Linked DNA regions of Homo sapiens: all the other regions are linked to region 6. Evidence: read pairs that join two places in POLR2A ChIA-PET (ENCODE). Cell type or tissue: MCF 10A. All regions are shown on one strand. Each heading gives the region's core, and the rest is flanking DNA. Links, peaks and the distances in the headings are about the cores only. Region 1 overlaps TP53BP2 (tumor protein p53 binding protein 2). Region 2 overlaps TP53BP2 (tumor protein p53 binding protein 2). Region 3 overlaps FBXO28 (F-box protein 28). Region 4 overlaps LOC124904517 (a long non-coding RNA gene). Region 5 overlaps TP53BP2 (tumor protein p53 binding protein 2). Region 6 holds the start of LOC105373281 (a long non-coding RNA gene).

Evidence for each region. Peaks named below come from ENCODE experiments on the same cell type or tissue, not always from the same donor. Only the 100,000 strongest peaks of a DNase experiment are listed, where the experiment ranks them.
Region 1: POLR2A ChIA-PET joins it to region 6 with 5 read pairs; 6 of 35 experiments call an interaction of 5 or more read pairs at or near these places.
Region 2: POLR2A ChIA-PET joins it to region 6 with 5 read pairs; 5 of 35 experiments call an interaction of 5 or more read pairs at or near these places.
Region 3: POLR2A ChIA-PET joins it to region 6 with 5 read pairs; 3 of 35 experiments call an interaction of 5 or more read pairs at or near these places.
Region 4: POLR2A ChIA-PET joins it to region 6 with 5 read pairs; 1 of 35 experiments calls an interaction of 5 or more read pairs at or near these places.
Region 5: POLR2A ChIA-PET joins it to region 6 with 5 read pairs; 15 of 35 experiments call an interaction of 5 or more read pairs at or near these places.

What each region holds. Positions count from the first base shown.
Region 1 is chr1:223,805,077-223,809,076 of GRCh38, reverse strand. TP53BP2 (tumor protein p53 binding protein 2) reads left to right here. Exons shown (of 18, transcript NM_001031685.3): 5 at 2,130-2,231. Among named protein-coding and RNA genes, the nearest start is that of TP53BP2, 39 kb to the left of the region's middle. In MCF 10A, for the core only: no CTCF peak of the experiment used is centred there; no DNase peak of the experiment used is centred there.
Region 2 is chr1:223,790,774-223,794,773 of GRCh38, reverse strand. It overlaps TP53BP2 (tumor protein p53 binding protein 2), which reads left to right. Exons shown (of 18, transcript NM_001031685.3): 14 at 1,334-1,471; 15 at 2,252-2,385. Among named protein-coding and RNA genes, the nearest start is that of TP53BP2, 53 kb to the left of the region's middle. In MCF 10A, for the core only: no CTCF peak of the experiment used is centred there; no DNase peak of the experiment used is centred there.
Region 3 is chr1:224,131,265-224,135,264 of GRCh38, reverse strand. FBXO28 (F-box protein 28) reads right to left here. Exons shown (of 5, transcript NM_015176.4): 3 at 1,053-1,191. Among named protein-coding and RNA genes, the nearest start is that of FBXO28, 19 kb to the right of the region's middle. In MCF 10A, for the core only: no CTCF peak of the experiment used is centred there; a DNase peak (open chromatin) is centred at 2,174.
Region 4 is chr1:221,866,748-221,872,118 of GRCh38, reverse strand. All of the region lies in intron 2 of LOC124904517 (a long non-coding RNA gene), which reads right to left. Among named protein-coding and RNA genes, the nearest start is that of LINC01655, 29 kb to the right of the region's middle. In MCF 10A, for the core only: no CTCF peak of the experiment used is centred there; DNase peaks (open chromatin) are centred at 2,148 and 2,968.
Region 5 is chr1:223,830,222-223,834,221 of GRCh38, reverse strand. All of the region lies in intron 1 of TP53BP2 (tumor protein p53 binding protein 2), which reads left to right. Among named protein-coding and RNA genes, the nearest start is that of TP53BP2, 14 kb to the left of the region's middle. In MCF 10A, for the core only: a CTCF peak has its summit at 2,387; a DNase peak (open chromatin) is centred at 2,061.
Region 6 is chr1:223,704,194-223,709,564 of GRCh38, reverse strand. LOC105373281 (a long non-coding RNA gene) reads left to right here and starts at 1,915. Exons shown (of 3, transcript XR_949164.2): 1 at 1,915-2,197. It also overlaps a transcript of CAPN2 not described here. RefSeq lists enhancers at 1,207-1,706, 1,707-2,906. In MCF 10A, for the core only: a CTCF peak has its summit at 1,307; DNase peaks (open chromatin) are centred at 1,364, 1,734, 2,194 and 3,294.

The sequences.
Region 1 (4,000 bases), core at 1-4,000, 100 kb before region 6:
TTATATCTTTATATATATATTTTTAAAAAGCTGCAAAGTGTTTCCAAAGCGATCATATTATTTTACATGCCCACCAGAGTTTTACTGTTTCCACATCCTTGCCAAAGTTTGGTATGGTCAGTCTTTTTAATTTTAGCCATTAAAATATATGTGTAGTGGTATCGCATTGTGGTTTTAATTTGTATTTCTCTAATGACTAATGATTTTGGACATCTTTTCATGTGCTTATTTGCTCTCTGTGTCTCTTCTTTGGTGAAATTATTTGTTCAAATCTTTTGCCCAATTTTTTGCTCTCTCACTGAGTTTGAAAGTTCTAATAGTCTGGATCCAATTTTTTTTTTTTTTTTTAATGGAGCATACTTTTAGTGTTGTATCTAAGAACTCTTTGCCCAACCCAGGGTCATAGAGATTTTTTTTTCCTTTGTTTTCTTTTGGAAGTTTTGTAGTTTGCAGTTTTACCTCTAAATCTATGATCCCTATTGAGTTAATGTTTGCATATGGTGTGAGAATCAAAGTTCATTTTTTTTTTTTTTTTTGATACAGAGTCTCACTCTGTCGCCTAGGCTGGAGTGCAGTGGCGCGATCTCGGCTCACTGCAACCTCCACCTCCTAGGTTCAAGTGATTCTCCTGCCTCAGCTTCCCGAGTAGCTGGGATTATAGGCACCTGCCACCATGCCCAGCTAGTTTTTATATTTTTAGTAGAGATGGGGTTTCACCATATTGGTCAGGCTGGTCTCGAACTCCTGACCTCAGGTGATCCACTGACCTCAGGTGATCCACCCACCTCGGCCTCCCAAAGTGCTGGGATTACAGGCGTGAGCCACCGTGCCCGGCCCTGAGGTTTATCTTTGTAATATGAATATCTAATTGTATAAGCAGTATTTATTGGAAAGATTATTCTTTTTTCCACTCAGTTGCTTTTGCACCTTTGTCTAAAATCAGTTGCCTCATGTATGTGGGGCTATTTTTGTACTCTCTATTCTGTTTGATTGATCTACTTGTCTATTTTGACGTCAATACCACATGCATTGGTCACTGGAACTTTTATAAGTCTTGAAGTCAGGTAGTGTAAGTTTTCCAGCTTGATTCTTTTCAGAGTTATTTTGGCTATTCTAGATGCTTTGTACTTCCATATGAATTTTAGAATCAACATCAATTTTTACAAAAATGCCTGTTTGGGTTTCAGTTGAGATTTTGTTGAATCAATTTGAGAATAATTGCTGTCTTGACAGTATTGAGCTTCCAATTCATGAACATGGTGTAACTCTCCATTTATTTGCATTTTCTTTCAGCAGTTTTTGAGATTTTAGTATATACATCTTACCTATTTATTAAATTTATCCCTAAGTATTTCATATTTTTGATACTATAAATGGTATTTAAATTTAAAAATTTTAAATTTCTAATTGTTTCTAATATATTGAAATGCACTTGACTTTTGCATATTGATTTTTTTTTTTTTAATCCTGCAGTCTTGCTATGTAACCTATTTATCTGGTAGCTTTTTTGTAGATTCCATAGCATTTTCTTCATAGATGATTATATTGTCTGTGAAGGCAGTTGAACTTCTTTTTTACCAATCTGGATGCTGTTTATTTCTCTTTCTTGTTTTATTGCATTGGCTAGAACCTCTAGGACAATGTTGAATAGATGTTGTGAGAGTGGATGTCCTTGCTTTGTTTCTGATGACTCAATGTGTCTTGAATTTTTTAGTGCTAAAGTATTTTTAAATGATATTCCAATGACTAAATTCTAGGTTTGCTGCCAGTGCCTCAATACCATGTTTAATATGATCAAACACTTCTGTTGTAATATAAATTACAGAACAAGGTAATTCTGAATTGTTCCATTTATGTCCCTGACTGTTGAAACTATTTAATTTTAAACTTGCAACTTAAAATAAAAGATTATTGTATATTAGTGTGTTTTACATTACATCTTAAAAAGTCAATGTGGTGAGTATTAATATAAGAATTAATGGTCTGCTTGATATTATGAAAGAAAAATCGCTAAATAATTTTGTCATAGTTGGTTCATATGAAGCTTTTACATAGACCTTTGAGGGCGGAATCTCTGTGGTAGTTTTATAGTAAGCTGGGATTGTGTTTATTTGTGTTTTTACTTGTAGGTTAATAGTCCTAGGATGGATCTGACTCTTGCTGAACTTCAGGAAATGGCATCTCGCCAGCAGCAACAGATTGAAGCCCAGCAACAATTGCTGGCAACTAAGGTAGTATCGTCCTTTTTTTTTGGAGATGAATGCTCACTCTGTCGCCTAGGCTGGAGTGCAGTGGCACGATCTTGGCTCACTGCAACCTCCGCCTCCTGAGTTCAAGTGATTCTCCTGTCTCAGCCTCTCAAGTAGCTGGGATTACAGGCAGACGCCACCACACCTGGCTAAATTTTGTATGTTTTGTAGAGATGGGGTTTCACCATGTTGGCCAGGCTGGTCTCAAACTCCTGACCTCAGGTGATCCGCCCACTTCGGCCTCCCAAAGTGTTGGGATTACAGGCGTGAACCCCCGTGCCCGGCTGGTAGTATCTTCTTTTAAAAGAGCTAACAGGCCACTATTGTTAATATATGTGTAAGGCTATTTACATTCTACCCCCATTAAGCCAATTACCTCACAGATATGAGGTAACATTATCAACCCAAAAGCCACCTGCTGTTTGGTGCTCTCTTTGTGCTCTCTTTGAGTCCTTACTATAGCATTTTGTAGAAATCCTTGTATCATCCTAATTGTTCAAGATCTTTCTGACTCCTGATTCTGATCAAGATTAACCATGCTATGATGGGTATCAGCCAGACAGGAAAGGTGGAAAGAGCCCTTCATCTTTGCTTCTAGGAACTACTCTGGGCCACAGCAAGAGGAATATTAAAGTTCTAACATGGTATAACCATACCATAGATTAATCTTGGATCAGATTAATCTAATACTGTCCCCTTCTGGAGCTTGGCACCAATAACGGGCTGCTTGCCTTTATTTGGGGAACATTCTTTATCCACAAACTAACCCTAGTCCTGGCCTTGAACAAGGAAAATATAAGAAGCCACTCCATTACCATCAGAACTGCTGCTTCTCCTGCCAGCCATAGGCTTCCAATCTGACCCAAAAGCCAACAGACCTTTCTCTGTAAAGGGCTACATAGTAAATATTTTGGGCTTTGCAAACTTTGCTGCCTCTGTTGCAACTACTCAGGTCTGCTGTTATAAGCAGTCATGGATAATAGGTAAACAGATGGTGTGGTTGTGTCCCAATAAAACTTTACTTACAAAAACAAGATAGCAAGCTGGATTTGGCCTGCAGACTATAGTTTGTCAACCCCTGGTCTAAACACCCAGGATCCACAACTAACAGTCCTTTAGTGATTATCAGGTCACTGAAGCTGGGGTAGACAATTGTTGGTTTGTCATGGGCAAAGTTACCCAATAGGGCTTTGAAATAATGGCCAGGAATTCTTCAAGGCAGTTCTCAAGGCAGTGTGGACTTCATGTCATACTTCCTAGGGTTCCTGTGCATCCATTTCTGTTTGTAATACCAGACCCCAGTTTTTCCAAAATCATGCATATCATTGCTTCTCAAACCTTAAGATACATATGAATCACCTGGGGATCGTGTTGAAAATGCATATTCTGATTCAGTAGGTGAGTTGAGGTTTGAGCTTCTGCATTTCTCACAAGCTTCCAGGTGATGCTGATGCACATTACATTGAGTAGCAAGGATATATAGTCAAAAAGATTGGTTGTTGAAGAACAAATTTCTAAGCTTTTTAGTCTTCAAGGACTTAAAAACAAGTCCTTGTGGGTTTTTTTTTCTTTTGAGATGGGTTCTCACTGTGTTGCCCAGGCTGGACTTGAATTCCTGGGTTCAAGTGATCCTTCTGCCTTAGCCAGGGTTTTTGTTTTGATTCTTTCCATGTTACTTATATGTTCTAGGCATACTAATCTAAGAAATAGTTTACCTGTGATTATAAATTGTGTGGCTCTGTTACTCAGTT
Region 2 (4,000 bases), core at 1-4,000, 86 kb before region 6:
AAATAGAGGTTAACAGTTTTTAAACAACCCTGTGCCTCGTAAGTTCTGAGGCTTGATTCTCTTTGAGTTTTAAACATAAGAAAAGAAGGACGTTTTATTCCACATTGGCCAAAACCAATCCACGTTACAGCCACTTGTTATTTTCTGGCCTTTTTGTTGCTGTGTCAAAATAATCCACATTTTCAAGGAGAAAAAAGGAAAACTAGAATTGGTAAAAGTATTATACTTTCTTTTTAAGATTCTGCTGTTCTCTTCCTAGGAAGGTGTCTTACCTTTTCCTTCTCGATTTAAGTAAAATAGAAGCAACTATCTCGTACATTCTTTAACAGTGGGATCGGCAAGTGTCATTACACTGTACTGCTTATGACTTGTATTAACCACAGTCAGATAACATTCAGAGAGCAACATTTTAGTCATTGCACATTGTGAAATGTATTGTCGCTTAATGTTTTTTAAAACTTGGCAATTTTCCACATCTGAGATAAAATGAAAGAATTATGTGGAGTACATATATCACACCTCACAACAGTAAACGTCTCTACTTTGTTGGGTGTGTTTAAGAAACCTGTTTTACAGGATACTGGATCTAGTCTTTAAAATTTTGCCTTTTTTTTTTTAAGTCCGATTCATTAAAAGTTTAAGCTGGTAGGATTTATCCTTGTTATACCTAAGACAGACTAATAATCTGTATTATTTACCTTAATTATATGCTTTCCCCCGAGGAGGCATTCTGGTGTGAAATGGTTAAGATGGCAGACTTTAAAGAAGCCAGCTTACCTGGATTTGCGTCCCAGCTCTGCCATTTGCCGGCTGTGTGCCTTGGTTTCCTTATCTGTAAACTAGGGATCATAGGGTTTTTGTGAGGGTTAATGAATAATCATTCAATATAGGTTAGCTGTTGTAGTTGTGGGCTGTGCTGTTGCTCACTTTAAGAGAGTGGAGTTTGCTGTACTGTATTAGATAGGCAGTCTAAAGACCAGTCTTGGCTAATTCTGATACTTGACAGAACGCTAGCCTATTTGCCACTTCTGATTATACTCTTAGTTTAATTCATACTATAACATATAACCCAAACGTAATTATGTTAGATTTTATAAAGTTATGTTCCTCCAACTTTGCTCCATGGTATTTGTTCACTTTGTGAAAGTTCATTACGCTGCATGTCAGATTCGTATACTTTTCTGAATAATGTTATACTTCAATAAAATGTGCCAAATCTATATTGTTAAAGTGCCTCTCACTAATTTAGGTGAGAAGTCATTCCTTCCCATTTGCTGCTGTTGTTCTCTTGCATAGACGAGGATCCTAAATTTTCCACCCATTTTCTTTGCAGGGTAAAAGGACAAACTTGCGTAAAACTGGCTCAGAGCGTATCGCTCATGGAATGAGGGTGAAATTCAACCCCCTTGCTTTACTGCTAGATTCGTCTTTGGAGGGAGAATTTGACCTTGTACAGAGAATTATTTATGAGGTATGATTATAATTAGTAAATTTTTTTTTTTGAGTCAGAGTCTCGCTCTGTCATCCAGGCTAGAGTATAATTAGTAAATTTTTAAAATATGACCTTGTATTTTGTTTTAAAGCTCTAATTAGAAAGCGACTGTAGAGAAATTGTATTTTAAAATTGTTTTCCTTTTAGGCATTGTGGGGTTGTGTTCAGGAACTCTTGGGCACGCTTTAGAATAGGCTATGCTGTTTTAAAGGTATGACTATGGAATTGTCATCATTTGGAAGTTCGGTTTTCACTTGGAGTCCTCTAGAGTACTTTTCTTTCTTAAGAGAGATCATTACTCCCCTTTAGAAATTGTTCATGTATGGATTTGTACTATACTGTATTAGGTTAGAGATGCGGTCTCTACTTTTAGAAGCCTACTATTTAAAATATTTTTAGTTGACCTTTTTTTTTTTTTGCTTTCCATAGCAAATGCAACTTCTACTTAGAAACTAATTTGTGGTGAGAAGCTGGGAGGATAAATAAACAAAAATGACTATAAGGATATAGTTTCTGGTACTTCCTTTTTTTAAAAAAAACCTTTTTATAGTGACTGCCTACTTAATGTGGTTTTTCTGTCTGTCTTATTTCTAGAATTGTTCTTGGTATAGTTTTCTTGGCTCCTATAGGTTTTAATTATGATTTTTAAAAGTGTCACAAGAGTCCATTTCTGTCCTCTTGACCCTAAAGGAGCCAGTTAGTAGTGACAGTTCAGGTGACAAGAAACTAGAGTGATGCTCACCCTTCTTCTTGATATAGGTTGATGACCCAAGCCTCCCCAATGATGAAGGCATCACGGCTCTTCACAATGCTGTGTGTGCAGGCCACACAGAAATCGTTAAGTTCCTGGTACAGTTTGGTGTAAATGTAAATGCTGCTGATAGTGATGGATGGTAAGATTTTCTTTTAAACTCCAGTCAAACTTCAGTTGTGGGAATCGGTTTATAAGCAGTTGTCATAGTGCTGTTGGAAGACAAAGAAGTATGTCAGTTATGTCCTTGAGCTGCTTGTAATCTAGCTGGAGAAATGTGGTATCTATTTTTGAGGAATTAACATGTGTTCATGTAACAGTCATCTCATTCCCATCCTGGAAGTAGGTGGAGTTTTAAAAAGTTTAGTAGTTAATGATAAAAATAAGTGTAACAAAGTAGTACACAGTTAATTAGCATCCTTAAGCAAAGCTTAAGAGAGAAGTGCTGATTTAGGCAAGGTATCCCTAAGCCCCTGAAATGGTTCAGTCTTCAATATATTAATGTCCATTCTATATCTCCAAGAGGGGATTATAACTTGCAACATATCCTAAATATATTTGACCATGGAATCCATTTTTCGTGGAACCAGGGTGTACGTAAAACGCAAGCGGTACTGCAAGTGATGAGTATTGTTTGCAGGATAGGGGAAATGTTAGTCAATATTAAATAATAATAATAAAGGTCCTAATAAGGTCCTGTCATCCCCAAAACTAACAGAATAGACAGCAAATTTTGTATGTTATTTTTAAAAAAGAAAGTTTTAAGTTACATTGTGTTACTTTTGTGGAAGAATACAAACAATTGACTTTTTTCTTTATAGGATTTTAAAAAGTTGTAATCACACTATATTTACTCCAGTATTTTAGTTTCACAACTTGTTTTTCTCATAATATGGAAAATAGTTACCATATAAAATTCTCATGTATGCATATATAAATTGCATACACACATACATACATTTCAGTTAGCCTCGTATTACTCTACCGCGTGACTGTGTACTCATTTATTGTGACGGTCTCCCTTTTATTAGACATTGAGATTGTTTTCCAACTTTTGTTTTAATGCTTGGAGAAGCACTTTGGTTACAATTTTTAAACACTTATATTTTAATGTGTGTCTACTGTGGGAAACATGCAAAATAGAAATAAGGGGAAAACAAGCCATCTGTATCCCCACAGTGTACAGGTAAACACCATTCATATTTTAATATATTTTCTTCAGGCTCTTTTTAAAAAAAAATTATTTTTTATTTTTATTTTTATTTTTGTAGAGACAGGGTCTCACTGTGTTGCCCAGGTTGGTCTCGAACTCCTGGACTCAAGTGATCCTCCTGCCCGAGCCTTTCAAAGTGGTGGGTTTATAGGTATGAGCCACCGTACTTGGCCCAAGCTCTTTTTCATATGCTTTTCACAAATATAGTTAAGCTCCTAATACATATGTAATGTTTTAAGCCTATATTTTTAGTTTCACATTATAGCATAAAGAAAACAAATTCTTACTGTGTCATAATGCCCTTGTTTTCCTAATGTTGGGAGTTTATGTTGTATATAATTTTTCATTATTAAAAAGCATGCAGTGAAAAAATCTATAGTAATATTTGCCAAACTATTTAATAATAGTGTTCTGGCCAGGCATGGTGGCTAATACCTGTAATCCTAGCACTTTGGGATGTTGAAGCAGAAGATCACTTGAGCCCAGGAGTTTGAGATCAGCCTGGGCAACAGAGAGAGACCCTGTCTCTATAAAAAATTTTTAA
Region 3 (4,000 bases), core at 1-4,000, 430 kb before region 6:
AACACTTAAAAGTTAAGGCCTTTAAGTCAGATTCAGAAAAATCTGGCATAAGAATCACTCTGAAGTTTCTAACTGGTCATCCTCTTATAGCACCCTACAAAAAGCATTAGCAGGTAATGTGTTGGTATGCAACAAGATCTTTTAAAGAAAATGTATATAATGCAAAGAAAGTGAGATATACCAAAATATTTCAAATACAATCATAAGAAATGGGATTCCCCCCAAAAATAAATGTCAAAGAAAACTAAAAATGGACAAAGTACGTATTAAATATTGCCAATGTAAATTATCTTTGGAAATAACAAAAAGCGAACATTCAGATTTTACTAGATATTAATTATTTCCAACCATGTTAAGGGAAACTTTTGCCAGCATCAACCAAGTAGCAAAATGACCTTTAATTATATCTCTACCACTTCCATATAAAAAGATACAGACATATGTCAATTTACACTTAATTCAAGGAGTAGGGTACTACTGAAGGTATAAGTAGTATGTTGAATGTTGGAGTTTTTATTAACTTAGTAATGGTAAATATGCCACAATATAGTTATTTCTGTGTTAAAAAGGACTGTTATTTAGTTCTGGGAATATTGGTAAATAGCAATTGTTTATTCTTGTCAAATCAGAAAGTTTATAAAGTTGTCGTTATGAAACATTTCTCAAACAAAACAAAAACCAGCTTGTCCCTCCTTTTCTACCTCCCCAAAATTATAATAGTCTTGAAGGCAGGGACAATATGTATGTTGTTCATTGCTGTATCTCTGGCATCATAACCACCAGTAAAACCTCAAATTTTATTCTTGAGTATGAACTCTTAAAAAACTTCTCTAAAGAATATTAGGGTTTCGACTATTTCATAATTAGAATTTTAAATATAAAGATCATACAAATGATACATATTTATAACTGTACAGAAAGCAAACAAATTCATTAGTAGAAACTCAGAGAAGTAGAAACAATTCTAACATTTCTAAAATCAGAAATTCATAACTGTATAATAAGTTTATGTAGGGCAGTCCAGCTGTTCTAGGCAAGCAATTCTATTTTACCTTTCCTGGGATGAAGCAACAGAGATTGGAATCCACATATTTCATGAAAGTCATATTTAATAGTGACAGCCTTGTTTCAACAGCAGCAAGAATGTCTGCATGACGAGCTAATGAATGGTTTCTCCTTTCTGACTCTCTCCTATAATAATAATAATAATAAAAGCAAGGCAACCATTAAAGCAGTATTGTGGACTAAAATATTAAGCAATCAAGATGGCTTAATGAAACAGTCTTTTACATGTTAATTTAGAAATCTACAGTTGGGTCATAATTTAACTGTAATGATGAATGAATCACTATGCCTAGAAATCGTTACCAAAGACTGGTACTCATTGACAAAATATTTGAAAACAAACAAAACAAATTATATATATATATATATATTTTAATTAGGTTTTTTGGGGCCGGGCTTGGAGGCTCACGCCTGTAATCCCAGCACTTTAGGAGGCTGAGGCGGGTGGATCACCTGAGGTCAGGAGTTTGAGACCAGGCTGGGCAACATGGTGAAACCCCGTCTCTACTAAAAAATTAGCCAGGCGTGATGGTGCATGCCTATAGTCCCAGCTACTAGGGAGGCTGAGGCAGGAGACTCGCTTGAACCCGGGCGTCGGAGGTTGCAGTGAACCAAGACTGCACCACTTGCACTCCAGCCTGGGTGATAGAGCAAGACTCCATCTCAAAAATAAAAATAAAAGTAAAGGTTTTTTGGCTATCAAATCTAGTGGCTATTAGAACCAAAGAAATTAGATAAATGAATGGATTACACATGGAAATATAGGCAGGAGATGATATGCTTTTGATGATAAAATTTAACTCCTTTAAACTTTTTAGCAATTTAAGAAATAACTCAGACATAATAAAATTATCTTAAAGAGGACTAAATTTAGTGGTGTTTAGTATACTCACAGGATTGTACAACTATCACCACTATCTAATTTCAGAATATTTTCATTACCACAAAATTAACTCCTGTAACCATTATCAGCCACTCCCATTCTCCCAGCCCCTGGCAATACTAATCTACTTTCTGTTTCTCTGGATCCACCTATTCTGAACATTCCAGATAAATGGAATCATACAGTAGCCTTATGTTTCTGGCTTCTTTCATTTAGCATAGTTTTCCAGGTTCATTCTTGTTGTAGCATGTACCTTTTTATTGCCCAATAATATTCCATCATGCAGATATATCATACTTTGTTTGCTCATCAGCTGATGGACATTTGGATTGTCTCCACTTTTTGGCTATTATGAATAATGCTGCTAAAAACGTTTGTGTACAAGTTTTTGTGCAAACATTATGTTTTCATTTCTTTTGGGTACTTATCTAGGAATGAAATTGGTGGCTCAGACAATAACTCTCTGTTTAACTTTTTGAGAACAGCCAAATTGTTTTTTCTTTTTTTTTTTTTTGAGACGGGCTCACTCTGTCGCCCAGGCTGCAGCACAATGGCACGATCTTGGCTCACTGCAACCTCCGTCTCCCAGGTTCAAGCAATTCTCCTGCCTCAGCCTCCTAAGAAGCTGGGATTATAGGCACCCGACATCATGCCTGGCTAATTTTCCTATTTTAGTAGAGACTGGGTTTCACCATGTTGCCTAGGCTGGTCTTGAACTCCTGACCTCAGGTGATCCACCTGCCTTGGCCTCCCAAACTGCTGGCATTACAGGCGTGAGCCATCACATCCGGCCTGAGAACAGCCAAACTGTTTTCTAAAGTGACTGCACCATTTTACATTCCCAACATTGATATATGAAGGTTCCAATTTGTCCACATCCTCCCCAACATTTTTCCATTGTAGCCATCCTAGTGGATATAAAGCGCTAGTGGATATAAATCTCGTAGTGGTTTTGATTTGCATTCCCCTGACGACTAATGATGTTGAGCACCTTTCATGTGCTTGTTGGCTATTACTTATCTTCTTTGGAGAAGTGTCTATTCAAATCCTTTGTCCTTTTTTTTGGAGACAGAGTCTTGCTCTGTCACCCAGATTGGAGTGCTGTGGCGCGATCTTGGCTCACTGAAACTTCCGCCAACGGGTTCAAGTTATTCTCCTGCCTAAGCCTCCTGAGTAGTTGGGATTACAGGCACCCGCCACCATGCCCAGGTAGTTTTTGTATTTTTAGTAGAGACAGGGTTTTACTATGCTGCCCAGGCTGGTCTTGAACTCCTGACCTCAGGTGATCCACCCACCTCAGTCCCCCAACATGCTGGGATTACAGGTGTGAGCCACTGCACCTGGCCCCTCTACCCACTTTTAAAATAGGTTTTATTGTTGAGTTGTAAGAGTTCCTCATATAATCTGGATACATGATTTACGCAGGTTTTCTCCCATTTTGTGGGGTGTCTTTTCATTTTCTTAACGGTGTCTTTTGAGCCACAAAAGTTTTACATTTTAAGTCCAATTTGCTTAATTTTTTCTTTTGCTACTTGTGCTTTTGGTGTCACTGCCTAATCCAAGTTCATGAAGACTTACTACTATGTTTTCTTCTAAGGGTTATATAGTATAGTGCTGACATTTACACTTAGGTCTATGATCCCTTTTGAGTTAACTTTTATATACAGTATGAGGAAGAGGTCCAACTTCATTCATTTTCAAGATAACTAGTTGTCCCAGCATCATTTGTTGAAAATACTATTCTTACTGCATTGAATTATCTTGACATCCTTGTTAAAATCAACTGATTAAAAATATAAGGTTTATTATCCAGACTTTTGCTTTTGCTTCTTTGATCTACAGGTCTATCCTTATGCCAGTGCCATACTGTTTTGATTACTATAGCTCTGTACTAAGTTTTGAAAGTGGGAAGTGTGAGTCTTCCAATACTGCTCTCCTTTTTCAAAATTGCTTTGGTTATTGTCAGACTCTTGTATTTCCACAGGAATTTTAGGATCAGTGTATCAAGTTTTGGGGAAAAAAAAAAAGACAGCTGAATTTTTGACAGGGGTT
Region 4 (5,371 bases), core at 589-4,588, 1.8 Mb after region 6:
AGGCAAAGAACTGCCAGGATCTTTACTAGCAATGGTAGTTCTTCCTCCCAAAAATGTGGAAAGGCTTTGAGATAAAAGCACTTATCTTTACACCTGCAATGACTAGGACAAGAAAATGTCACTGCCAGCAGTTGATGCTTCACCAGCGTGTTGTAATATATGATGTGCATTTTACATGTGGACTCTCATTTAAATTCTTAAAACATATCCGTTAGGTCAGATAACATCATCTCACTTTGCACTGGAGGAAACCAAGTTCAGATAGGATATATACCATTGAATGACAAGAGGTTAATAAATATTGATGATGATAAAGAAAAATTATTTCTCAGCAGCAAGTACTAAAACTTTGTAACTGAGAAGATGTATTCCTTTTCTATTGCTGCTATAAAAAAATTATTGGACTGGGTGTGGTGGCTCACGCCTGTAATCCCAGCACTTTAGGAGGCTGAGGTGGGTGGATCACGTGAGGTCAGGAGATCAAGACCAGCCTGGCCAACATGGTGAAACCCCATCTCCACTAAAAATACAAAAAATTGGCCAGGAATGGTGATGTGTGCCTGTAGTCCCAGCTACTCCAGAGGCTGAGGCAGGAGAATTGCTTGAACCCTGGAGGTGGAGGTTGCAGTGAGCCGAGTTCACACCACTGCGCTCCAGCCTGGGCAACAAGAGCGAAACTCCAGCTCAAAAAAAAATATATATATATATATTAGTGCAGACGCGGTGGTTTAAAACATGTATGGTAGATACACCTGACAGCAATCAGTTAACTTAGGCATCCCCTGTATGGCAGGCACACCTGTTGGATGACAGACACACCTGATAGCAATAACTTAAGAAATGAGGGTTGCCACGTGGAGGTGGCCAGGGGAGGGTGCTAACTGAAAGTGCTATATAAACCGCATTCTTTTTTGTAAGCAGCTTTGGTTCTACCATTCAGTTTGCCACCACTGGACTGTCCCTGTATGTAGGTTCCCCTAAATAAAACCCTATGTCTCGTTTGCTGGCTCCAGGTCTCTTCCTCAGCCTCTTGAAACTGTTGCCATCTCTATTAAAGTTAATAGGGATCTGGCCTGACAAACAACACAAATTTATCTTACAGTTGTTAGGTTAGAGGCCCGACACAGGTCTAGGTGGCAAACATCAAGTCGTCACAGGGCTGTGCCCCTTTCTGGAGGCTCTAGTGAAGAATCTGTCTCCTTACCTTTTCTGGCTCCTAGAGGCCACCTATATTCCTTGGCTCATGACTTTCTTCCTTCATCTTCAAGGCCAGCATTGTCACTATTCTTTGAGCATTCCTCTGTAGTCATATCTGCCTGTGACCACAGCTGGGAAAGATTCTTTTTTTTTTGAGACAGAGTCTCACTCTGTTGCCAGGCTGGAGTGCAGTGGCGAGATCTGGGCTTACTGCAACCTCCACCTCCCAGGTTCAAGCGTTTCTCCTGCCTCAGCCTCCCAAGTAGCTGGGACTATAGGCACGCACCACCATGCCCAGCTAATTTTTGTATTTGTAGTAGAGACGGGGTTTCACCATGTTGGCCAGGATGGTCTCGATCTCCTGACCTCGTGATCCACCCACCTCGGCCTCCGTAAGTGCTGGGAATACAGGCGTGAGCCACTGCACCTGGCCGTTTCTCTTCTTTTAAGGACCAGTGTGATTAGATCGTGCCGACCCAGGTAATCAAGTATAATCTCCTCATCTCCAGGTCTTTAACTCAATCACAATTCTAAAGTCCCTTTTCCTATGTAAGGAAATGTATTCACTGGTTCCAGAGATAAGGATATGGACATCTTTGGGAGGCTGTTATTCTGCCTACCACAGAAGACTTTTCCTGGGCTTTATTTAATTCTTAAGATTGAAAAAAAAATGCAGGACAAAATAATGTCACTTTTTCCAGATCTCAGGTACCTTATATTAAGAAGTGAAATATTTTTATATTTTATATAGTTGTTTAGATACATTTTAATGAAAGCTGGGAACCAGTGAGGACATTGTAACATTGTGCTCAAATGTCTCCCAAGTCTACAGGCCAGATGTGACATATGGCTTAAGTGCCAGACCCATATTTCCAAATGTCTTCATCTGACTATGAGCTTACGAATCCAAACTATGTTTAAAGAGCTGCAAATAAATCTCAAACACAGCAGGTCCAAAACCGAATGCATCATTCCCCGGTCCTATTCTCTTTCCCCATTTCCAAATCCCAGTTAGCAGTGTCATCATTCCCTCAGTCCTCTAAACATTATGATTAACCTGAGCTCCTCTTCATCTCACACAGCTCATGGACCAATAAACCCTACCATTTCTACTTTAGGTCTGTATCTGGAATTTGGTGTTTCTCCCATTCCCAGTTATTATTAAAGATCTTCATTTTATACCTGAATTTTTTCAGTAGGATCCTAACTTATTTCTCTTCTCCAGTTTATTCTTTTTAGCCATGCCTTCCCTGTGCTACCAGCATTAACTTTCCAGAAAGATAAATCTTATCATATCTCCTGTTTTCTGAAGAACCTTCTGCAAGTCCTCGTAACTTACACAAAAGTATATACAGAAAACAATTAAAAAGCATACTCCAAAGAAAATAGGGGAGGGGGAGAAAATGCCGCTCTTCTTTTCAACCCATGTATCTGTCACAAGTGCAGTGTGACTATAATCCCTGCAGATCTTTATGTCCTTGCCCAGAAAAAGACAAACTGTCTCATAATGGTAAGTCTGAAACTCGGACAAATGTGTCATTTTCTACTAGCTCTTCTACAGGCACAGAGCCACACAGAATTGCAGACCCATAAACACCCCAGATTTTTGGATTACAAAAACAGCAAATATATGTAAATCAGCAGTACCAAATTTCTACAGAGGGAATAACTCTCCCCTAGCCCTTAATTATGAGCCCACACAAGAAAAAGGAGGGCATCCCAGGGCTTGTTTATCCTGGCTCCCACATGCAAAGGAAGTATGCAAAGCCAATAATGACTAATGTCCTCAAATATTACTTATTACTCATATAGCATAATCACAATAAATACTCAGAGGCCCACACACTATTTGTTTGTTTTGCTGTTTGAACCACAATTTAATGTCTACTCAGTGTGGCATCTCCATAAAAGAACTATTAGCTTACTGAGCTAAACTATATTTAAAGAGCAGTCAATTCTATGGATTCTTTGCTCTTAATTTGCAGCTAAGTTCCAATTAAACCTGTGTTGTATTTAATCAAGTTAAATTGCAGAGACTGTTGAGTTAGAAATAAATTTAAAATGACTGTCTGGAAGCAGTTAGACGGTGACTTCACCGATACTGATTAGAGAAGGATGTAGAGATACTTGTAATTATAGGGCATAAATCAATACTCTTTCCATGAGAAGGTACCACTATGTATGTCTAGACAACATGTATTTATTGAAGGCTCACTGCCTGGGCATTGTGGAAATCTCTAAAAATATATACGACACAGTTGATGCCAATAAGAATTGAGACTGAAGAGAGTACCCTTGCTGAGGGATATACCAATGATGCCAGAGACAGCTTAGGTAATTCCCATTGCCATAATGATCAGTTGCCTAAGAGTAAACCAGGTTGCTTGATAATTGATCTTATTTCCATCATGTAAGAGATAACAACACTTGCCCCTTTTCACCTTTATAAGTCAGTTATACAATGGCTAACACCCATAGAATGCCAAATGTGTTCCAGCACTGTTTGAAAGACTATATACATATAAATGTATTTAGTCTTCACAACATCCCTCGAAAGTAGCTATTGTTATTCTCATTTTGCAGATGAAGAAACCAAGGTACAGATAGTTTAAGTTATATGTTTAAGGTCACACAGCACTTCCATTGGTGGAGATAGCTTTATGAACTGCCCATATCTTGTTATACAATGCTGATTATTAGAGAATTCTTCCTATGTTGAGTTCAAGTTTCCCTTTAACTTCTACCCAGCTGGTCATGGTTCTGTCCTCTAGATACAAACAAAATAGATGTAACTGTTTCTCTCTATGTCAGCCCTTCTATATTTGAAGACGGTGGTTGTATCTCCTCTCTAGTCTTCTTTATTCTAGACTAAGAAACCCCAATTCTTGAAACCATTTCAAATCTATCTAGTTTGGAGAGATCATCACTCTGCTATTATCTGAGTGATGGACACTTGGCTCTCGTTGTGCAAACAACCAGAAAGTAGCCCTAGTTAGCATTAAACAGACCATTCCCCAGCTATAAAATGGAGGGCAAAAGGGTCATTTTTATAGATAACATTTCTTTCCCTACTTACCCCATAGTTGAATTACCAAGACCCATAAACACATTATCATATTTAATAAAAATAGTGTATATTATGGCTTATTACCTACCAGTCACTACTCTATGATTTATGTTTGAATTTACCTAATTATCACAACAAATATACGAATTAGATACTATTTTTATTTCTGTTCTGATGAAGAAACAGGGCATGGAGAAGTTATGATTTGATCCGATATTCTACCCCATATGACCACAATGAATAGCTATTCATAAGGGATAATACCAGAGAATTACCATAGTGACTTGAATAAGGACATATTTAAGGAACTAATAGAGTATGGTCTTTAATAGGCTCTTAAACTTTGCCTTCTGTGTCAAAGCGACATCTTGCTTTATGAATATCTCACAATTCTTGGATTTTAAGTTGTGCATAGCAAGAATGAAGCACCTCCTCAGACTCAGATGAGACCAACCACTCATGAGCCACTAGTCAATTTCCACCATCCTGGCTGATCAGAATCTGCCCCAGTGATGGGCCATGGTTCAGCTAGAGAATGAGCCCTAGGTCAGTGGGGAACAAGCTGTCAGCCAGGAACAGTATTGTAATGTGGGTATGAAATGTTTGCCTTTGCCTCTAGGCTTCCTCAAGTCTGTTTCACGATAGCAACAGTGGCATTTTGTTGCTGCAAGACATTCAATATCCTGGAAACAGTATGTATATATGTGTGTGCATGTGTGTATAAAAGTCTGGCCTTTGTAGTTACAGTGTCTATTTCACCCACAATGATAGGCTTTTAAGGTGAAAACATTCCTGTAGGTTGGCACAATTCTGACCTCATAACATGATAGTACAGGGAGAAAGAGGGAGACTAGAATTCTAAAGACAAGTCCTTGGAATAAAAAGTGAGCAAGGAGAGTTTTGGAGGTGATTAAGAAAATGAAGTTAAGGGTAGGAGGAGTATGGAGAGAGAGAAGAGAAGGAGACAAAATTGGACAATCCTAGAACCATAGAAAAGGGTGGTTAAATAAAACCCAGGTCCTAAAAACACAAAATGTCAGGGTCCTAAACACACAGCAAAACTCCAGTGCCCACAAGGCATATGGCATGATCATGGGGTGGGTTAGA
Region 5 (4,000 bases), core at 1-4,000, 130 kb before region 6:
AATCACTACTCTAGTGACTTTTCCCTTGCAATAAAGTCCGTACTCCTTATTCTTGACCTACAAGGCCCTGCCTGAGCTACCCCCTGTTCTCCCTGCCCTCATTGGCATAAGTCTGTATTCCTGATGTGGCGTTTTTTTCTGGTCATGGAATAGTCCAAGTTCATTACCACCTCTGGGCCTTTGATGAAATGTCTTCCTTCAGATGTTTCAAGTGGCTGTGGCTTCTTCAGTCTCAGCTCAAAAGTCCCCTTCACCCTGAGGTGTCTTTCCTAATCATGATCAGCCATCCTCCCCTCATCACTTCCATAATTCTTTATCATATCGCTTTATATACCATGCTCATTTGTGTGCTACCAGCCTCTCTTCTCTGCCCTAAAGAAGGCAAGCTTTTTCATCACTGTGTTCCTTTTGCTTTAACTGTCCTTTCTTAATAGGTATTTAGTAAGTACTAACGGGTGAATGAACGAAACTTCTTGTTGAAGTCAGCAAGAAGTTAGGATTGAGGGGAAGGCATAGAACCAGGAGCTTCTTTGGCATGGCTGGCTTTGATAGGATATGACTCCTATAGGTTTCTATGTAGAGGTCCCTGTTACCTATTCATGTATATGAAGTGGTTCTTTTACCAGACATCTATGACCAGCAGGCTACTTTATGATTTTTTCCTTAATTAAAGTAACTACTTCATATTTGCTCTATCATTTTTTTCCAGAATGTTGACTATTTCAGAATATGATTGTGTGCTCCAGATGATATTGAATGGATGGTCAGGATAGTCCATGCCTGATTAACATTTTTAACAGAATATTGTTCAAATTGATATTGAGACTTCACGTTATTGATTTCTGAATTCTACTAACTTGCTGTAAGTGAGCAAAGGAATAGTTTATGAAGTAAAAAAAATCCTTTGAATATGACTTTATGATTTTGCTTTAAATAAACTCAGATGTAACTGATAGGAACTGATGGGTTAATGTTAAAAATATGCCATCATATAAAGTGGTACACTTAGTGTAGAAGTAGGTTTAATATCATTGAGCCTTAATAGAACATCGGTATACATAACTTATGGTAATTGGTGAATATTTTTAAAAGCAGTTTAATGGCTCCAAGAGTAAACTCTAGAGAAACAGCTAAGAAATCATGATAGGCCTTTGTAAGCAGTGATTCTCTGATAACTTTAATAAGGTTGGGACCCATCGTCAGGGAGGTAGAGAGTGTCTCTTTGAGGGAAAGGACTCAAATATGTAGTGTCCCTGTGGCTCCTGAGGAAGGTTCCACAGAGACCCCTGTGGGTTGCCTACTCAGATATTGGGGAGACGAGGAAGGACAGCTCAAGCTCAAGCTGGGGTAGTGGAGCAGCACACTTCTTGCAGAAGACTGGCAGCCTAGCTCACAGCTAGGGTGCAGCATGTCTGAATTAGGGAGCCAAGCTCATGAGTGCCCTTGGTGTGCAGACTCAGCTGGCAGAGTGAGCATTGGAGCAGAGCTCCAGGTCTGTGCAGAGACAGGCAGAGTACTCTTGAGGACTGGAAGGGTCGGCATCTCCTTCCTAAACCCCGCCCAGTGTTAGAAGTCATAGTTGGGCTAAATGGCTGTGTATGAGTTTGAAAGAAACTTTGGTTATATCTTAATTTAATCCCCACTCTGTATCACAGTGTTGGGAGAGGTGTTTTTGCTTGACTGGGTTATAGGAAGCCTAGTGGCATTCTCCTCTTACAAGAAATATTTTCGGGCCTGCCTCCATAAGGGGTACAACAAAATATAGAAACTGAAGTAATAGTTTTACATTTATCTTTCTGCAGAGGAATTGTGAAACACAGAAACCATTCAGATTTTCCCCTAATCTCTCTACAAGCATAATCGCCTGGCTATTCCTGTGGTATTTCTTGTGAGTTGCAAAATTTGGGGAGGATTTGTGTCACTCTTTTTATAGATTGTTCATTTCATAATTTTCTGTTTCTTCCTCTTAGGTAAACTTGAAGGATTTGAGTTTTTGTAAATGAAAACTCTGAAGGTGCTGTTGTAGAGCGTAATTTCCCTTTGGTGACAGGGAACATCTTATACTCTTGGTTCCTTTCTTCTTTCTGTAGAACTTCACATGATTTTCTGAATCAAATGAATAAATGTTAGCCTCTGACTCATCTTGTAAATGCCCTAATCAGTTTTTTTTTTGTATTTCCTCTTAGAAAAGTCTTTCAGATTTTGATCTGAAATAATTCCTCTTTAAAATGAGTCATTCTTATGTTGATAGCATAACATCATAGTTACAGTACATACATGCTCTATAAACACAGGACTCTTAAAATAAATCTATGACCCATTGTTTTTAAATGAAAATTATCTGTGACTTTGAATTTTTGGAAGGGCACATCTTCATCTAGATATGACTGACATGAATTACTATGCAGTGTGCCTGTAGGTGGCCTGGCACAACTTAACACAGTGTTTTTTTTTTTTTTTTATCTTTCCTTCGACTTTCCTTCTCTTGAGATAGATGACTATAGGAGGTAGAAACAAGTTGTAATCACATTTACCATTTTTAATGAAATATTTTCATGTTCTTTTATCCCAGTTTGTATTAACTATACTTTTAAATTATACATTATTATAAAAATATTTTACTGTTGAGATTTTAAAAATTTAAAAGTGATAGCTATACTTGCCTCTGGTGTCGCTGATTTTCTGTGTATTTCATACAGGTCAGTATATATATATATATATATATATATATATATATATATTTTTTTTTTTTTTTAGATGGTACATATGTGTGTGCATGTGTACACACAGACACACATATTTTTACTTTTTTTTTTTTTTTTGGGAGACAGCGTCTTGCTCTGTCGCCCAAGCTGGAGTGTAGTGGCATGATCATAGCTCACTATAACCTTGAATTCCTGGGGTCAAGTGATCCTCCCACCTCGGCCTCTTCAGTAGCTAGGACGGACTACAGGTACATGCTACCACACCGAGCTATTTTTTTTTTTTTTTTTAATATAAATGGGGAAATGGGGTCTTACTGTGTTGCCCAGGCTGGCCTCTAGCTCCTGGCCTGAAGTGATCCTCCCGCCTCAGCCTCCCAAAATACTGAGATTACAGGCAGGAGCCACCCTGCCTGCTTTTTGAGAAAGAGTCTCACTCTCTCTCCCAGGCTGGAGTGCAGTGGCGCGATCTCGGCTCACTGCAAGCTCCGCCTCCCAGGTTCATGCCATTCTCCTGCCCCAGCCTCCTGAGTAGCTGGGACTACAGGCGCCCGCCACCATGCCCGGCTAATTTTTTTGTATTTTTAGTAGAGACGGGTTTCACCGTGTTAGCCAAGATGGTCTTGATCTCCTGACCTCGTGATCCTCCTGCCTCGGCCTCCCAAAGTTCTGGGATTACAGGCGTGAGCCACTGTGCCCGGCCGATGGTACATATATTTTTAAAGTTAAAAACACTTAGTATTGTTCTGTTTTATAACTTTTTCTTAACATTTTCCTAACACTCTATTTATACTTACAGGAGTTGGTGGCTGGACATAGTCCTTCTGGCAAATGATTTTAATTTACTTAACTTTTTCCCTGTTTAAAGACTTTTCCATGTTTTTGTATATTTAGTTTTCCATCTTACTATATATAGACCTCACACTATAGTGAAAATCTTCAGGCATTTAGAGTTTTTCTTCATTTCAGTTTTTTTTTTTTTAGGATAAATTCCCAGGAGTAAGGTCATGAGATATACATAATTCTGTGGCTTTTGATACATGATTTATTTTACTTTCTAAGTAGGATTTTTAATAATTTATAGTACTACCATCGTATCTTTGAGTAAATAACTTTTGTACAACCTCATCTATGTTGGATCTTGTCTTTTAATTGAAGACAATTTACTACAGGTTGAGCATCCTTAATCCAAAAATCTGAAATCTGAAATGCTCCAGAATTGAAAACTTTCTGAGTGCCTACATGATGCTCAAAGGAAATGCACATTGGTGCATTTTGGATTTTGGATATTTGGATTG
Region 6 (5,371 bases), core at 661-4,660:
TCTCAGCCTCCCGAGTAGTTGGGATTACAGGTGCCTGCCACCATGCCTGGCTAATTTTGTATTTTTAGTAGGGACAGGGTTTCTCCACGTTGGCTAGGCTGGTCTCGAACTCCTGACCTCAGGTGATCTGCCCACCTCTGCCTCCCAAAGTGCTGGGATTACAGGTGTGAGCCACTGCACCCTGCCGAAATGGAATCTTTAAAATGTGTTTATTTTATACTAATATGAGAGCCATGATGTTACCTTTTCTTAAAGCAAGTATTTTTGTCACTATTATTCCTCTGCCCCCATCTATTCTTGTCTCTGACACCCATTGCTTACCCCCTTTGCTTGACAAAACTTTGGTCAGACTTCTCTCTTTCCTACAGATCCCTGAATGCTGCTTGCCCCCAAGCCTGAACAAGCACAAACAAAGTGGAGTGTCCCTGCCAAGTCACTTCCCTGCCCAGCTTCTCCTGGGAATTGACTGAACACAGCAAGACCCTTTTCCTGTCAGCTCCCACTGGTCATTTCCCCTCACTTGTCCAGCTTCCCCTCCCAAGAGTCTGCTTATCTCCACTTGCTCCTCCTTTACCCTAGAAAAGAAGAATCTTTTTCTGTTTGATTTTGAGCTGCTTGCAGATTCTCTGAATTGGAATTGTCTTTCTCTCTTTTTTTTTCTTTTCTCTTCTCTTTTCTTTCTTTTCCTTCCTTCCTTCTCTTTTTCTCTATTTTTTCTTTCTTTCTCCCTCCCTTCTTCCCTTCCTCTCCTTCTCTCCTTCTCTCTTTCTCTCTCTCTCTCTCTTTCGCTCTTTCTTTCTTGTTTCACTCTTGTTGCCCAGGCTGGAGTGCAGTGGTGCAATCTCCACTCACTGCAACCTTCGCCTCCCGGGTGCAAGTGATTCTCCTGCCTCAGCCTCCTGAGTAGCTGGGATTACAGGTACCAGCCGCCATGTGCAGCTAATTTTTTTGTATTTTTAGTAGAGACGGGGTTTCCTCATGTTGGCCAGGCTGGTCTTGAACTCCTGACCTCAGGTGATCCACCTGCTTTGGCCTCCCAAAGTGCTAGGATTACAGGTGTGAGCCACTGCGCCTGGCCTGCAATAGTCTTTCTTTCTATTGAAGTGTCCCTTTATAAAAGTCTGGATTTTTTTTTTTTTTTAAACAGAGTTTCACTCTTGTTGCCCGGGCTGGAGTGCAATGGCGCGATCTTGGCTCATTGCAACCTCCGCCTCCCGGTTCAAGTGATTCTCCTGCCTCAGTCTCCCATGGTTTTGTTTTTATTTGACATCCTCCATCTCTGGTTTGCAAGTCTGGGCATGCTGCCTGATGGGCAGGTACCACCGTCCACCACCAGGCTTTGCTTTCTTTACTCTTGAATAAGGCGGGGACACAGGTTCCATTGTGTAATGGTTGGCACTCTGGACTCTGAGTCCAGAGATGGGGATACAGGCATTCATTTCTAGCTCATGGGTTTCTGGTGCAAGGGTTTCATGAAGCCATCACAATTGAAAACAGAGGAAAGCGACAGCCCTGTCCTGGAAGCTGTTCATTTGTTCCACTGTCTGATTTCCATTGGCCCCACCCCGACTTCTTCTGGGCTCGAGGCTCTTGGGAGAAAGCTTGTCCTTCTGCCCAGTGGGGCAGAGCGCAGGCTTCTCCTCCCACTGATCTCCTCAAGGACAGCTCATCTCTGGAGGAAGTGACTCCTCCCAGGCAGGTGGAGGTCATTTCCCTCCTAAGTCATTTTAGCAACAAATGGGCAGATCAGACCTATCATTCCAGTCAACTCAGAAGCTTTGCACAGCCTGGGAGCAGAAGAGCCTCCTGGCTCACCTGAAGTTCCTCTTCCCCAGCTAGGCAACACCCTCTTTGGTGCAGCCCTGGCCACTCCCCTTGCCAGCCTTCTAGGGATCGCTGCGCACATAGAGCTCTGCTTACAAAGGGCTTTAGGCTGTCCTATGCCACCCAAATTTAATTGCAAACACATACAATGACTACTTTCCCCAACCATTTGGACAAAGTCTAGTTTTTAAACCTGAGTTAATGTTGCTTTTTCTACTTCCCAAAGCCTCTCACACTATGCTATCTCACTGACCCAGCAAAGTCTTCTCTTTCTCTGACCACACAATCCTTTTCACGGGAACACAAGGACATAGACAAACACTTCATGGTGGAAAACCTTCCTGGAGTGAGTCAGCCAGCCCTGAGGATGGTGGTGAGTCAGAAACAGCTGGGATTATCCAGAACTGCCTGGGTCTGGGCCACTGACCTTGTGAGTAAATGAGAGAGGGAGTGAGAGAGAGAGATAGAAAGAGAGAGAGAGAGAAGAAGAGAGAGAGAGAGAGAAAATAAGAGAATAAGAATGTGTGTGTCTCAGAGGGCCATGGCAATGGAATCTTTTTCAGTAGTATTTTTCTTTAGATTATTTTCTCCCTGGCCCTGGATGTTTGAGATGCATCAGAGGCACAATCTGCAGGTTCTGGATTTTTTTTTTTTTTTTTTTGAGGTGGAGTCTCACTCTGTCACCCAGGCTGGAGTGCAGTGGCGTGATCTCGGCTCACTGCAACCTCCGCCTCCCGGGTTCAAGCAATTCTCCTGCCTCAGCCTCTTGAGTAGCTGGGATTACAGGGGCTCACTGCCATGCCCAGCTAATTTTTGTATTTTTAATAGAGACGGGGTTTCGCCATGTTGTCCAGGCTGGTCTTGAACTCCTGACCTCAGGTGATCCACCCATCTCGGCCTCCCAAAGCGCTGAGATTACAGATGTGAGCCACCGTGCCTAGCCAGGTTCTGGAGATACTAACCAAAGCTTCCTTTTTAATTTTGCACCTCCACGTGTCAGTCTCAGTTTTTATTTGACATATTTGTGCACTTTACACATATTTGTGCACTTAATCTTCACAGCCAGTCAAGGGAGATCTTATCTCCTCATTTAATGGATGAGTAAACAGAGGCCCAGCAGAGCAGCTGACATGTTGTGTTGTAGAGCCAGCCTGGCTGCCAACACCTAGACCATGGTCCCTTGGGGTCTGTCCATACCCAGTGTAGGAGGGCAGAGGGAACGGCAGGCCCAGGCAGAGGAAAAGAACCTGTTTTCTTCCCCTCCCTCTTTCAGGTCCGTGATTTGAATCCAAAGGAGATCACAGAGAATATGAATTCCACAGGGCTGCAAAAAACGGTTTCATTTGAAAAGAGATTTCTTTCTCTTCTGAAGCAGCTGCAGGGTTTATTCTTTCCTCATAGCTGTAGCATGAGTATTGGACAGGCCTGTTAGATGCCACTCAGGAGGGAGGGGGCTTCTGGAGGGATTCCAAGAGCTGAAGAGGCATGGAAAGGCTTCTCCCTGGTGTTGCAAAAGATGGGACGTGCTGACAGTAGAAGGAGAGAGGGAAACTCCGGAAAGAAATCCAGCAGCCCAGACAGTTTTCTAAGCCCCTTCTCTTTCCCCAGTCTGTTGGAGCTTAGGGTATTACATCCCACCCTTGCCAGGAGGCAAGAGCCGAAGCTGCTGCCCCTCACCCACCAGTGCTATCTCCCAGAGAGGTTTTCATAGCTGGGGTCCCCTAGTAGTAATTTTACTAATAATACATGTAGTCTTATAAGTGTGGGGTCTGGCAATTTTCAAAATACTAACTATCCATTCTCCCATCTCTTAAAATGGGGAAATAATACCTACTTTGCATAGTTCACACGGTTGTTATAAGCATCAAATCACAGTGTATGTGAAATTATTTGGGGAACTATAAAACCTTAGATGCTATCATTGTTATCATCAGCAGCAATGGCCCCTTTCTTCTACAGGCACATGAGTACTTGACATGTGGCAGCAAATCCTGTTTTCACGCTTCCTGTTGTAGGGAACAAATATAGAGCAGCATGCTTTTCTCCACTCCATGGGAAGTGATCACCTCAGATGTCAGCACCACAGGGTGCTGGGAGAGGAGTTGGCCCCGTCCATAATTCCCATCAGCAAGCTCCCCAATAAATATGTCTCTAAGCCAGAACAGGGAGCTTACTAAGCAGAAACAGCTACAAGACAAGCCTCCAATCCCCTGCCCCAAATGCCATCTACCATCCACATTTTATTTTTTTCATCCCTAAGTCCCTCCCACATCGAAATTCTAGAACTGCCCAGATATATGCTCAAGTTCACCTGGTAAGAAAGCCAAAGTAGCACTCTGCCACTCAGTCTTCCGAGGATGTAGTCATGGTGGTCAGTATGTCATTTCCCCAACACATCTCTGGGGCAGAAACCAGTTTCCCCTGTACAGTTCAGTGGTGGTTCTCTATGTGCAAGAATCACCAGTGCTTGTCTAAATTGTGATTTAGGTAACCATAGGAGACATTTGGCTCTGTCTTGCCTCTTTGTTTTGTTACTTTGCCCCGTTCCATTTCTTTTCTCAGCCAGTCCAAGGATAGGCTTGTTAACAGGGAGTGATATTGAAAGTATTCCAAACCACTGTAGTGCCGACACTGGCTTGCTGAAAGGGAAGTTGGTGTTGGCCGAGGGGCAGGAAGCCTCCCCTGAGTGAGCTATTAATCCTTTAGTGGATGAACTGGGGGAGTATGGGAGTTGCCAGGAAGGGGCTGGTGGGCCAGGGTGCTGGAACAGGGAGCGGCAGGAGGGGGCTGGGGGCAGCCAACTACCCATCCTGCTGTGACATATGACAGTCACCCAACTCCATCACCTACTCACGTTGGGGCTCCACATTTCCCCTGCCTCGGTTACATTTGTTTAATGACAGTCTAGATGTGTTTCTGTGTTTTCCCCTCAATTCAGTGTTGTATTTCTCCTGGGATCAGCAACTATTTTTTTGTTGATATCCTTGACCACCTCCCTCCTTCCAGGCACAGGGCTGAGCCCAGTGACATCTCATTATTGCTGTGGCCCACCTTATTGCAGGGCCGACATTTCAGATACCCTTCTCATTTCCCTTCCCTCAGCTATGGCTCCCTTTGGTTTTCCATCCTTGTGTCACACGGACCGTGACTCAGTGGCAAACTAAGACCTCAACTGTGGGTCTGAGACAAGTGTCTTGGTCTTCCTAGACCTCAATTTCTCCATCTGTAGAATAGGGAAAACGTTGCTGACAAAGAAATTCTCAGATGGGAGGAGACTTACAAATATAGCTCGAGTTGCTAATGCAATTCAAATGAGCCTTTGGACTTCCCTTCTGTAGAATAAGGCCCTAGGCGACTGAGGCGTTTCACACTTTGAGATTCATATGAAAGAATCTCAGGGTTGGATGGAACTTTAGGGGTCTTCAGTTCAATGTTTTTTGGTGTTGTTTTGAGATAGAGTCTTGCTCTGTTGCCCAGGCTGGAGTGCAGTGGCGTGATCTCGACTCACCGCGACCTCTACCCACTGGATTCAAGTGATTCTTGTGTC